2 separate regions of the Homo sapiens genome follow, and region 1 is linked to region 2. A link is a contact called in ENCODE Hi-C data. All regions are on one chromosome and are shown on one strand. The core of a region is the stretch at or near the end of the contact, and the rest is flanking DNA. Distances in the headings are between cores, read along the strand shown. Region 1 overlaps RBMS3 (RNA binding motif single stranded interacting protein 3). Region 2 overlaps RBMS3 (RNA binding motif single stranded interacting protein 3).

What was found. Hi-C counts contacts between places; a loop is a spot of excess contacts on that map. Pooled maps may share reads with other maps.
Region 1: a loop to region 2 is called in a pooled map of posterior vena cava, with 4 times the contacts of the local background. The contact joins two enhancer-like sites. A Hi-C loop is called at or near these places in 1 of 168 maps with a recorded cell type or tissue (chondrocyte), 1 of 37 single-sample maps with no recorded cell type and 5 of 50 pooled maps.

What each region holds. Positions count from the first base shown.
Region 1 is chr3:29,680,857-29,685,962 of GRCh38, reverse strand. All of the region lies in intron 4 of RBMS3 (RNA binding motif single stranded interacting protein 3), which reads right to left. Among named protein-coding and RNA genes, the nearest start is that of RBMS3-AS2, 41 kb to the right of the region's middle. Within about 2 kb of position 2,107, at least 3 of the 41 ENCODE cell types and tissues checked have a DNase peak (open chromatin) inside an H3K27ac peak, as active enhancers do.
Region 2 is chr3:29,383,064-29,388,660 of GRCh38, reverse strand. All of the region lies in intron 1 of RBMS3 (RNA binding motif single stranded interacting protein 3), which reads right to left. Among named protein-coding and RNA genes, the nearest start is that of RBMS3, 100 kb to the right of the region's middle. Within about 2 kb of position 3,885, at least 4 of the 41 ENCODE cell types and tissues checked have a DNase peak (open chromatin) inside an H3K27ac peak, as active enhancers do.

The DNA.
Region 1 (5,106 bases), core at 858-3,357, 300 kb before region 2:
TGGAAGACTTGTTGGTAAATATGGGAAAACTAACGTTAGAAGTCTTCCTGATTCACCCAGCTGCCAGGCACAGTGATGGTGGTGGCAGCAGTGGTGCAGAAGGTGTGGGGAGAGGTGGGACTAACTGTGACGGAACGTGCATATAAATGACTGGCAGGCAAGGTACTGAAGTTCTTACCAAAGTGATGATGCAGGGATGTCCTAGATATGTCCTAAAAGACTGCATTTCAAGCTCTCAAACAAATATTACATTTTCCTGCTTATTTATGCCTATTTGTTCCAGGTCGAGTCGCACAGTTCCTGCCTATTGTTTAAGCAAGTGATTTCTTTCTAATAAGTATATACCTCTTTGTGTATCTACTTTTCTGCTCTTATCCACACCTGAGGGAAGGAGGAAACCGGAACTTGTTTTGCACCAAGTAATGGCTAAAGAACTGATGTTCTTCCCTTTTTTAGAGGATGGAATGGACTCCCATGGGACAAAAAAAGGTAGAATAGAGCTTAAATAGCAACTTGAGTATCACATCAAATATACAAATGAAAAAACAGAGAAACTAATACAGAACGTATTAAAACTCCCTCTATAAAAAAAATGTTTACCGGGCTGGGCGCTGCAGCTCGCGCCTGTAATGCCAGCACTTTGGGAGGTCGAGGCGGGCGGATCACGAGGTCAGGAGATGGAGACCATCCTGGCTAACATGGTGAAACCCCATCTCTACTAAAAATACAAAAAAAAATTAGCTGGGCGTGGTGGCGGGCGCCTGTAGTCCCAGCTACTCGGGAGGCTGAGGCAGGAGAATGGTGTGAACCCGGGAGGCGGAGCTTGCAGTGAGCCGAGATCGCGCCACTGCACTCCCGCCTGGGTGACAGAGCAAGACTCCGTCTCAAAACAAAACAAAACAAAACAAAGCAAAACAAAAAAATTGTTTACCGGAAACTGTTTTACCCCTGAAAAATATAAAACTTATACTTACACACATACACACATAGTAACAGGAAAATTAAAATCTAAAAAAAGAAACAATAAAACATGCAACATAAACCAAACAGAATTCTGTTTGTGTTCATCAATAAACATACTAAAGGGAAAAAATGTTATCCTTTTCTGTACACAAAGACCATCCTCTTTAGCTCAGTGTATGTGTCTGTGTGTGTGTGTGTGTGTGTGTGTGTGTGTGTGTGTACATAACAAACCTTACATTTTACCTGTTTGAATTTTGTGACATTCAAATTCTGGATAATATGCAATGTTAAAAAATTGGTTTCTGATGGCAAAATAAATAGAAGGGATCAATCATATGTGAAAAGTAAAATTATATCCAAGGACTTATAAGGAAAATTTTTATGTCTATCTATCAAACAATCAGAAAACTAACAAAACAATGCTTTCAGGGAAAAAAACTATTCATTCCATAACTCCCTAAATAAAATTCCATATACAGTTGAATAAGTCCACTAGAGGTTATTTTTTTACCACCACAGTTGGTTTTAATTGATTCCATAAATGATACAGCCATGTGGTAAAACTTCTTATCATATAGATAGGTACATAAAGAAATACACCTTTCCAGAACTGTGTGTTTTTGAAAATCCCACTTATTTTAAAACATTAAAGTCTGTTATAATATGACATTTTATGTTTTTCAGAGTGTCCACAAATAATAAAGACATCAAAAGTAAAAATTTAAATACAGTGACTCTTGTCTTCCTAAAAGTAGGGACTGTGTTTATTTTATTTTTGAATTTTAGTTGATAGGCCTCCCAGTACAACACCATAACTATTAAAATTACTGTTTAGGGTATTATTAATTATATCTCCTGAATGCATTGAGAAAATTCTTTGTAATGCAATAGTCAAAAGAGAAAATGAACTGTACTTATAACATATTGGTGTGAATAATTAATTGGTTTCTCACAAGAATATCCTCTGTGGCTTCTTTTGTTTATTATACTAGTCACACCTTTCCTGGACCAAGCAATTCTATTCTTAAAGAGCTACATAAATCTAGACAGGAAAAAAGATCCTAAATATATGATTGACACCAAAACCAGCAAGCCAGCAGCTCTGGGGATAGTCATTTTACAAAACTGCTTAGTCATTCCTGTCCAGCCCTGTAATGCCCAAGTGTCAGCTGCTGAGAAACCATATCATGAAAAGTTAATTTGGCTCTTAAAGATAACATGCTTTTAAAAAGTGATAAGAAAGAAAAGTTGAGCTGGGTTCAGACAGACTGTCTCTGTTCCCAAGTTCCGAAAATGCACTCCCAGAAATATTTTCTGTCGCCTTATCAGCAGCAACATTCCTTAGCAATCCTGATTAAATAAAATGTTTCTTCCTTCAAGGAGGTGGTGTGTTTGTGTGTGTGTGTGTCTGTGTCCCTATATATTTCTAGCCAGGAGTTAGCATGAGACTGGGTAGAAAGCCAGTGTTATAGGCATGTCTCCTTAAACTTCACACTTTCCTAAAGTTGTTTTTTCTCTTTGCCTTCATCTGAGTCCTCTCTTCCCTCCTCCCCTTTATTCCCCACTGCTATTGTTCAATTTGGCAGCACATTTATGGATGCAATCTTTATGAGACCTGCTATGTGAAATAAACTCACACTCTATTCTCGGCATCCTCCCTTCTCTTGTCTATCCCCCTTGGAAAATGTGATAACCTGTGTTTTTGAAAATACTACTGTCTTGTGTGTACATTTGCTTTGAAAATTGAGTCATTGAAAATGATCTTGAGCAAAGCAACTCACACCTGGGGAACACTGCAGTGAAGAGAAAGATCACATGGAGGCTATGAGGAACCAAACAAATGGTCTTGACATCTGCTGAAGTGTTATGTAGGAAGCCGGGTAGTAAAAAATGAAAGCAAAGCTTGATTTTTCACCCCACCATTCTGCCCCCGACACACTAAGAATAATCTTGACTGACCCAGTATCTATTTGCCTCTCTGAGAAAAGCAGTGAAGTTGAACTGGACATTATTATCCCACAGTAACAGTGATCCAAATACTTAAACACTTAGAATTGTACACTTTGCATAGGAAGAGTAATTCCTAGAGTATATCAGCTTTAAGGCAAATGGTGACACGTTTGCATTCTTAGAATGATAGAATATGCTAGTTTCTGCCAATCTATCTCCTTCTCTCTCTCTCTTTCCTACTTTGTGTATCCAAACCCTACTTGGACAGCCTTTTTGTGAATAGCACTGTTGCAGAGAAACATTAGCTGTTTTAATAGGACACAAAAATGAACCAGAATAGAAATGTTATAGAGTGGTACTCTGTGCCCTTCTGGCCCTTTCAGTTGCCAGGTGCAGCAGTTCGCTCCCCAAACCTACAATGGGAAAGGAATGCCACCCACTCCCTTGCTTTCCAGTTTCAACTCCTGCCTGTGGCAAAAACTGTAAGAAATCTTGGTACTCTTCCACTAAGTATAGACAGGATCCTTCCTAACACAGCACCCCAAGCAGCCAAAAATCATTATCAATGAATCAGAGCTTGTTTAAAAACTAGCATCTAGCCGGGCATGGTGGTTCATGCCTGTCATCCCCGCACTTTGGGAGGCCAAGGCCGGCGGATCATGAGGTCAGGAGACGGAGACCATCCTGGCCAACATGGTGAAACCCGTCTCTACTAAAACAAACAAACAAACAAAAAATTACCTGGACATGGTGGCGTGTGCCTGTAATCCCAGCTACTCAGGAGGCTGAGGCAAGAGAACCACTTGAACCAGGGAGTAGGAGGTTACAGTGAGCCAAGATGGCACCATTGCGCTCCAGCCTGGCATCAGAGCGAGACTCCGACTCAAAACAAACAAACAAACAAACATCTAATTGCCTTCCTGCATCAAGCCATCCTTTCGTAAGATTGGTGAGCACAAAGAAAGTTGTGGATCCATTGAGATGCTATCTCACACCAGTCAGAATGGCTGTTATTAACAAGTCAAAAAATGACAGATGCTGGTGAGGTTGTAGATAAAAAGGAATGCTTTTAAATTGTTGGTGGAAGTGCAAATTTTAGTTCAACCATTGTGGAAGACAGTATGGTGGTTCCTCAAAGACCTAGAGGCAGAAGTACCATTTGCCCAGCAATTTCATTACTGGGTATATACCCAAAGAAATATAAATCATTTTATTATAAAGATACATGCATGCATGTGTTCATTGCAGCACTATTCTCAACAGCAAAGACATGGAATCAACCCAAATGCCCATCAATGATAGACTGGATAAAGAAAATGTGGTACATATACACCATGGAATACTATGCAACCATAAAAAGGAAGAAGATCATGTCCTTTGCAGGGACATGGATGGGGTTGAAAGCCATTATCCTCAGCAAACTAACGCGGGAACAGAAAACCAAACACTGTGTGTTCTCACTTACAAGTGGGAGCTGAATGATTGAACACATGGACACATGGAAGGGGGAACAATACACACTGGGGCCTGTCTGGGGGGATTGTGTGGGGGATGGAGAGCATAAGGAAGACTAGCTAATGGATGCTGGGCTTAATACTTGGGTGATGGGATAATATGTGATCCAAACCACCAGAGCACACATTTACCTACGTAACAAACCTGCACATGCTGCACATGTACCCATTAACTTAAAATAAAAGCTGAAGAAAAAAAAATAAAGTTATAGATCAGTCAGCATGAGGCTATTTACTTATGTTGGAGGTGTTGGTAGGAGAAGAAGCTGATTAGCTTTCTCTTTGTACATTTTTTTCATTCTTACACTAATTTTAATGAAACATTTCATGAAGAACATTTAAGAAATCATTCAGTAAGTGCAGGATATATAGGCCAACAAGTAGGCTGAGCAGAATGTAATTTTCATTAAGAGAGTAGAGAAAGATAGCAGAGAGATGAACATGTCAGCCCCCACAGCTACCCTGTAATGTACTAGTGGACTCTCTTTATTAAATTAAGAAAAGTATCAGAGGTCTAGCAGTATGTATGCATCAATGCAGACATACATACATGAATTAATTTCCAGGGTGACAGCAATGTTATTTCTCCAATAGGGTTTTAAGTTACACAGGTAAATACATTTGGTAAAGCTCATTAAACAGCATACTTAAGATTCCTGTATTTCATTGTATTGAAATT
Region 2 (5,597 bases), core at 2,636-5,135:
AGAGCTGGCAGTGAGCCGAGATCGCGCCACTGCACTCCAGCCTGTGCGACAGAGCAAGACTCTGCCTCAAAAAAGAAAAAAAATTTTGCCAGTGCACAGATTGGCAGTGGGGGGCAAAGTGGTGTTTCCTCAATGCCAAATTATCTAACTCTCTAATTACAGTGTTTCTTTAACGTGGCCTTCCTGGAAACCAAACTTGGGTTTTATAGTGCAGTGATAAAAAAAGATAAACAGTCAAATCTAAGCTCATACACCTTTATTCAGTGAGTTATTCATGCAACAAATATTTATGGTGCATCTATATATCACGGACTCTTCTAGGTGCTAAAAATCTGGCAATGAATAAAACACACAGAAGTTTATACTTTTCTGAAGCTGACATTCTATTACAGAGAGTCAGACAACAAGCAAACCGCTTATTTCTCTATCCTGAGTGATTTTAGAATATGGAGATAAATAAAGCAGGTAAAGGTATATGAAAAGCTAGGGGTAAAGGGAGTGGTGATACACATGTATTTTTTAATATACACATATATACATACACACACATGTGTGTGTGTGTGTGTGTGTGTGTGTCTGTGTGTGTGTAGACAGTTTGGTTGGGGAAGTTATTTCTGATGGAGTGACATTTCATCAGAGACCTGAATAAATAAACCAAACAGATAAATGAGGGTGGGAGTGGTAGGAAAAATGTTTGGGTTCTCTTAGCCTAAGAAATAGGTAAGAGGCCAGCACTGTTAGAATGCAGTAAATTAGGAGAGAAGAAGGTAACACAGAAGAGAAGCAAGGTTGTGTGGATATTTACAAAAGCTTCTTCTTTTACTTTGAATGAGATCCAAAACTTTTGGAAGGTTTGTAGCAGAAAAGCATGGCATGAATTTATATATATTTTATTTATTTATTTATTTATTTTGTATTTTTTAGTAGGGACGGGGTTTCACCGTGTTACCCAGGATGGTCTGGATCTCCTGACCTCATGATCCGCCCACCTTGGCCTCCCAAAGTGCTGGGATTACAGGTGTGAGCCACCGCGCCCGGCCATCTATACATTTTAAAACGTTTACTCTGGCTGCACGGTGGAGAACAGATTGTGGGGAGGCAGGGATATAAGCAGGTTTAGCTGTTAAAAATGTATTGCCATACCATAGGCAGGCAATTATGTAGGTCTGGACCAGGATTACAGAGACGGAAATGTGAAAAACAGTCAAGTAGAGCCATTGATATTTGCTGAAAAATTCTATGTGACAGGTGAGAAAAAAGGGGACAATCAAAGTTTTAGCTAAATCAGTGAGAAGGATGGAGTTGTTTTTTCTTTGTGATTGTGAAGACTGAAAGTAAAGCAGGTTTGGGGAAAATAATGACTTGTTTTGAACATGTTAACTTTGGAATTCCTATTTAACATCCAAAGTGAAAATGCAGTTTTTAGTTTTTTATAACCTGGAGTTCAGGTGAGAAGTCAACCATAGTGATACAAATTTGAGGATCATCATGATATAGGTGATATTTAAAGAAGCAAATTTATATATGCTCCTTAAAGAAATGAGTGAAGATAAAGATATCCAGAGATCCAAGGACTAAGCGCCAGAATCCCCTAGAATTGAAATAAGGGAAATCAAGCTGGCGAGATTGAGAAGGGGTAACCGGTAAGCAATGAGGGACACAAGAGAAGACTGTCTCACAATCCAAGTTTTAAGAAAGAAGAGTTGATCAAGGGTATCAAATGTTACCAAGATTTTAAAGTAAAATGAAAAATGGGAATGGTCCATTGGATCTGGCAACATAAAGATCTTTGATGACGTTGACAAAAATCATTTTGCTCGAGTAGTGGAGATGAAAACATGATTGAAGTGGCTTTAGGAGAGAACAGGAAGAAAGGAAGTGGAAACAGTGAGTAGAGACTTCTCGTTTACTGAGTTTGCTTTAAAATGGGGTGGAGATTAGGCAGTCACTGAAAATGAAATGGAGCCAAGAGCTTTTTTTCTCTTAAGATGGGAAGCATTGCAGCATGTCTGTATGCTGGTAGAAATAATTCAGTTGAAAAGGAAAAACATAACTGATGTTTCAGGAGAGCAACAATTGCTGCTTTGTATACAGAAGAGGTATGTGATCCAGTGCACAAGTAGAAGAGATGATCTTTGCTACGAAGGACCCTCATGATTCATCCACAGTAACATGAAAGAAAGAAGAGTATAAGGATATACATGTTGGTAGTATGGAAGGGTTGGGAGGTGTTATAGTGGGATCATTTTGAAGTTCTCTTTCCATTGATTCTCTGTTTTTAATGAAATAGTAAAGTTAACAGCTGGAATAAATATTGAAAGGCAGAAAGGAGAGAAAATGTACAAAATAGTCATCATTATGGAATGGGAGAATAAATAGACTAGAAAAATATAATAGGTTGCGTGGCAGCACCGAGAACCCACTTAAGGTAAGCGAGTGGTCATGCTGTTAAAATGAGACTGTTAAGCAGGATAGAGTGTTTTTCTCCAGCTCTGTTCAGGTGTGTACATGCAGGTAAAACAAAAGTCAATTGGATATACCATAATTAGGATTTTACCAGAGTCATTTAAAGAAAGAAGAGAGAGGGACAAGCGAGTTTATATAAGCAACGGTATAAGGATACAGACATTGGTAGTTTGGAACAGTTTTTCATGAAATAATGGCTTTTCACGAAATCTAAGCAGAGTATAAAGAGATGCTGGGACATGAGGAAAATGAGCAACAAAGAAAAAATAATAGATGCCATAGTTCATAATGAGATTTAAAGAAAGTGTTGGTATCAGAATGCTCAAAGTGTTGAGCTGCTAAAATAGGAACAAACGACCCAAAAGTAAGATGCCTGAGATAGGAATTATGAAGGGTTTTTAGTAATTGGTAATGAGAGAGTCTAGGATATGTCCTTTGCATGTGTGGCTGAGGCAAAATATGAATAAAATCAATGGAGGAGAAGAAGCCAAAGAATGGAGAGGCCACGGTGCAAAAATTTCCAAGAATATGGCAAGGTCAGTATGGGATACAGTGAATCAAGTAAGGAGAGGTAGTGAGTCACATAGTCCAAAGACCCACGAGACTCATAGAGGGGGGTTGCACAGAAGATGGAATGAGAATGATCTGAAACTACAATAAAGAAGGCCCACTGGCACCAGCAGTTATGCTCCCCCAGTTTGAGGTGGCTTAGAGGAAGTAGTGTCTTCTGGGGTATCCAAGTTTGAATTTGAGTAAAACAGTGAAACCAAAAAATTCAGGAAAATTTGAGGATAAAGGAGATTTTCTGTATGACCGAGTTCCAGAGGGCCCAAGGGAAGGGATTGGTTGTGGGGTCAGAAATGGGAGTGGACAAATCTGTGGGGAGTGCTAACCAGACAGTCCTGGGAGTCCTGCGGTAATAGGATTAGTTGCGAAGGTCTGCTGGGCATTAAAAACAACTGTGGTCACTTTAGCATGTGCTCCAGAATAGCCTGCCAAAACAAACTGGTTAATTTTTCTCTTTAAGGGGTTTGCTTTCTGATCATCTTTCAGAATGGCAAATACTAAACACCATCAGGTAATGCTGGACTAACCACTCACTGAAGAGTATCTACTGTTTAGTCTTTACCTTTTTACCTTCCTGTCACACACAACAGGCAGGAAACAGGGTGTCAAAGATGAGGAGGTTTGTTCGGCAACACATTTCTTTTTTAACCTCAGGAGTTATAAGATCATACATCTCTGCTCCGAAAGCACTGACTTGGACAGCTGGAATTGTGGTGACAAGAAACGTATGTTAATACTTTTTCATTTAACCAGAACAAGGTAATCTGAGCCAACCAAAAAGCATTTCTCTCTTCCCCGCTCACAACACTGAGGAATGTCAGAGGCCCTCAGGGAGTGAGGATGCTTTATGCGGAGTGGCCTGGGAAGGCCGGAAACCACTTATTGGCTTTACCACTCTAAACCTCTGAAACAGTCATGTCTCTTCTCAGACCTTTATATTTAGACTCCAGACATCCTTGAGTCACACTTGCTATATTAATACAGTTAAGGCATCAAATTATCATTATCGGTAGCAAAACTTCTCTCCCTGTTTTACGACACAGGTAGTTTCAATAAAAAGTTTTATACCAGAAAAGAGGAGCTGTGGGCCTCTATTTCACTTCACTACTCTTTTTCAAATCATGTCAGATGTTATTTCCTATGTCTGGAGTCTTTCTGGATTCTTCTTCTTCTTCTTCTTCTTCTTCTTCTTATTATTATTATTATTATTGGTGTATATGTTTACTTCTTAAGCAAGGTTAGAATTCCATCTTCATGTTCAGATTCTCTTCCACTATAATTGTTTTATTTGTTTGTTTGTTTGTTTTTTCCTGAGACAGAGTCTCACTCTGATGCCCAGGCTGGAGTATAGTGGTGCGATCACGGCTCACAGCAGCCTCAACCTCCCGGGTTCAAGAGATCTTCCCACCTCAGCCTCCCTATTAGTTGAGACTATGGGCACATCTCACCATGCCTGGCTAATTTTTGTATTTTTTGTAGATATGCTGTTTCACCATGTTGCCCCAGCTGGTCTTGAACTCCTGGGCTAAAACAATCTACCTGGCTTGGCCTCCCAAAGTGCTGGGATTACAGGCATGAGCCACTGTGCCCAGCTCTCTTCCATTATAATTTCACCATTACCAACCACCTCAGGTAATGGTTTATTTCAAAATTTGGTGAGTAAAGAAATACTTATCGTATAGTTAACATATACTGGTTGCTCACTATGGGCTGAGTACTTCACACTTTGCCTTTTCAATCTTTATAATAATTCTATGAGTTAAATAATAGTATTGCCCACATTTTACAGCTAAAGACACTGAAAACTTACGGTCACTGAAAACTTACGATCCAGGATCATATTGTTAGTAAGTAGAAGAGCAAAAATTTGAACCTGGATAGTCAGAGTCCAGATCGCACATTTTCTTAGCTACTACAACACATTGCCAGGTACTAAGTGAGGTGCCAGGGAATGAAGTTGAATAAGATGAATGACCTAAAAGAGTTCATAAGTTAGTATGGAACTGGATATTTTACACTAACAATATATCCCTATTCCTTGGCTCCCAAGTGTACATCCACATACAACAGTTTGAGTCTGAACCACAATAAACTTAACTAGCCATCTGCATTGATTTTTTTTACCCTTCTTGGCAAATCAATTTACAAGTGTCATGGAAGAAATATTAAGATTACAGAAATAGCTTTCTTCAGCTTTTCTCCCCATCTTCAAGGGGTAAGTAGCATTAGGAAAGACTGATAGCCAAAATATTTGCATTCAATATCAGAGGCAAAATCAAAAAGGACAGCTCTGCATTGTAATTCTTCCTACATAGACAAGTGACGAGAGAAACCAAGCTAGTCTAATCAGAGGAATATTTCCACTCAAGTGTCAATTCTTATGATCAAAAAACATAATTTTTTAACTTATTTATGGATTCACATTGGTAATTGCTATCTTGGAAAAGATCACCTTCCCAGTATAAGTAGTGTCCTTAAAATAAAAGGCATTGTTATTTTAACAGAATACATCATCTATGACCTTGTTGCCCTAGAGGCTGCTTGTGGGGCCTGAAAAGCCAGAG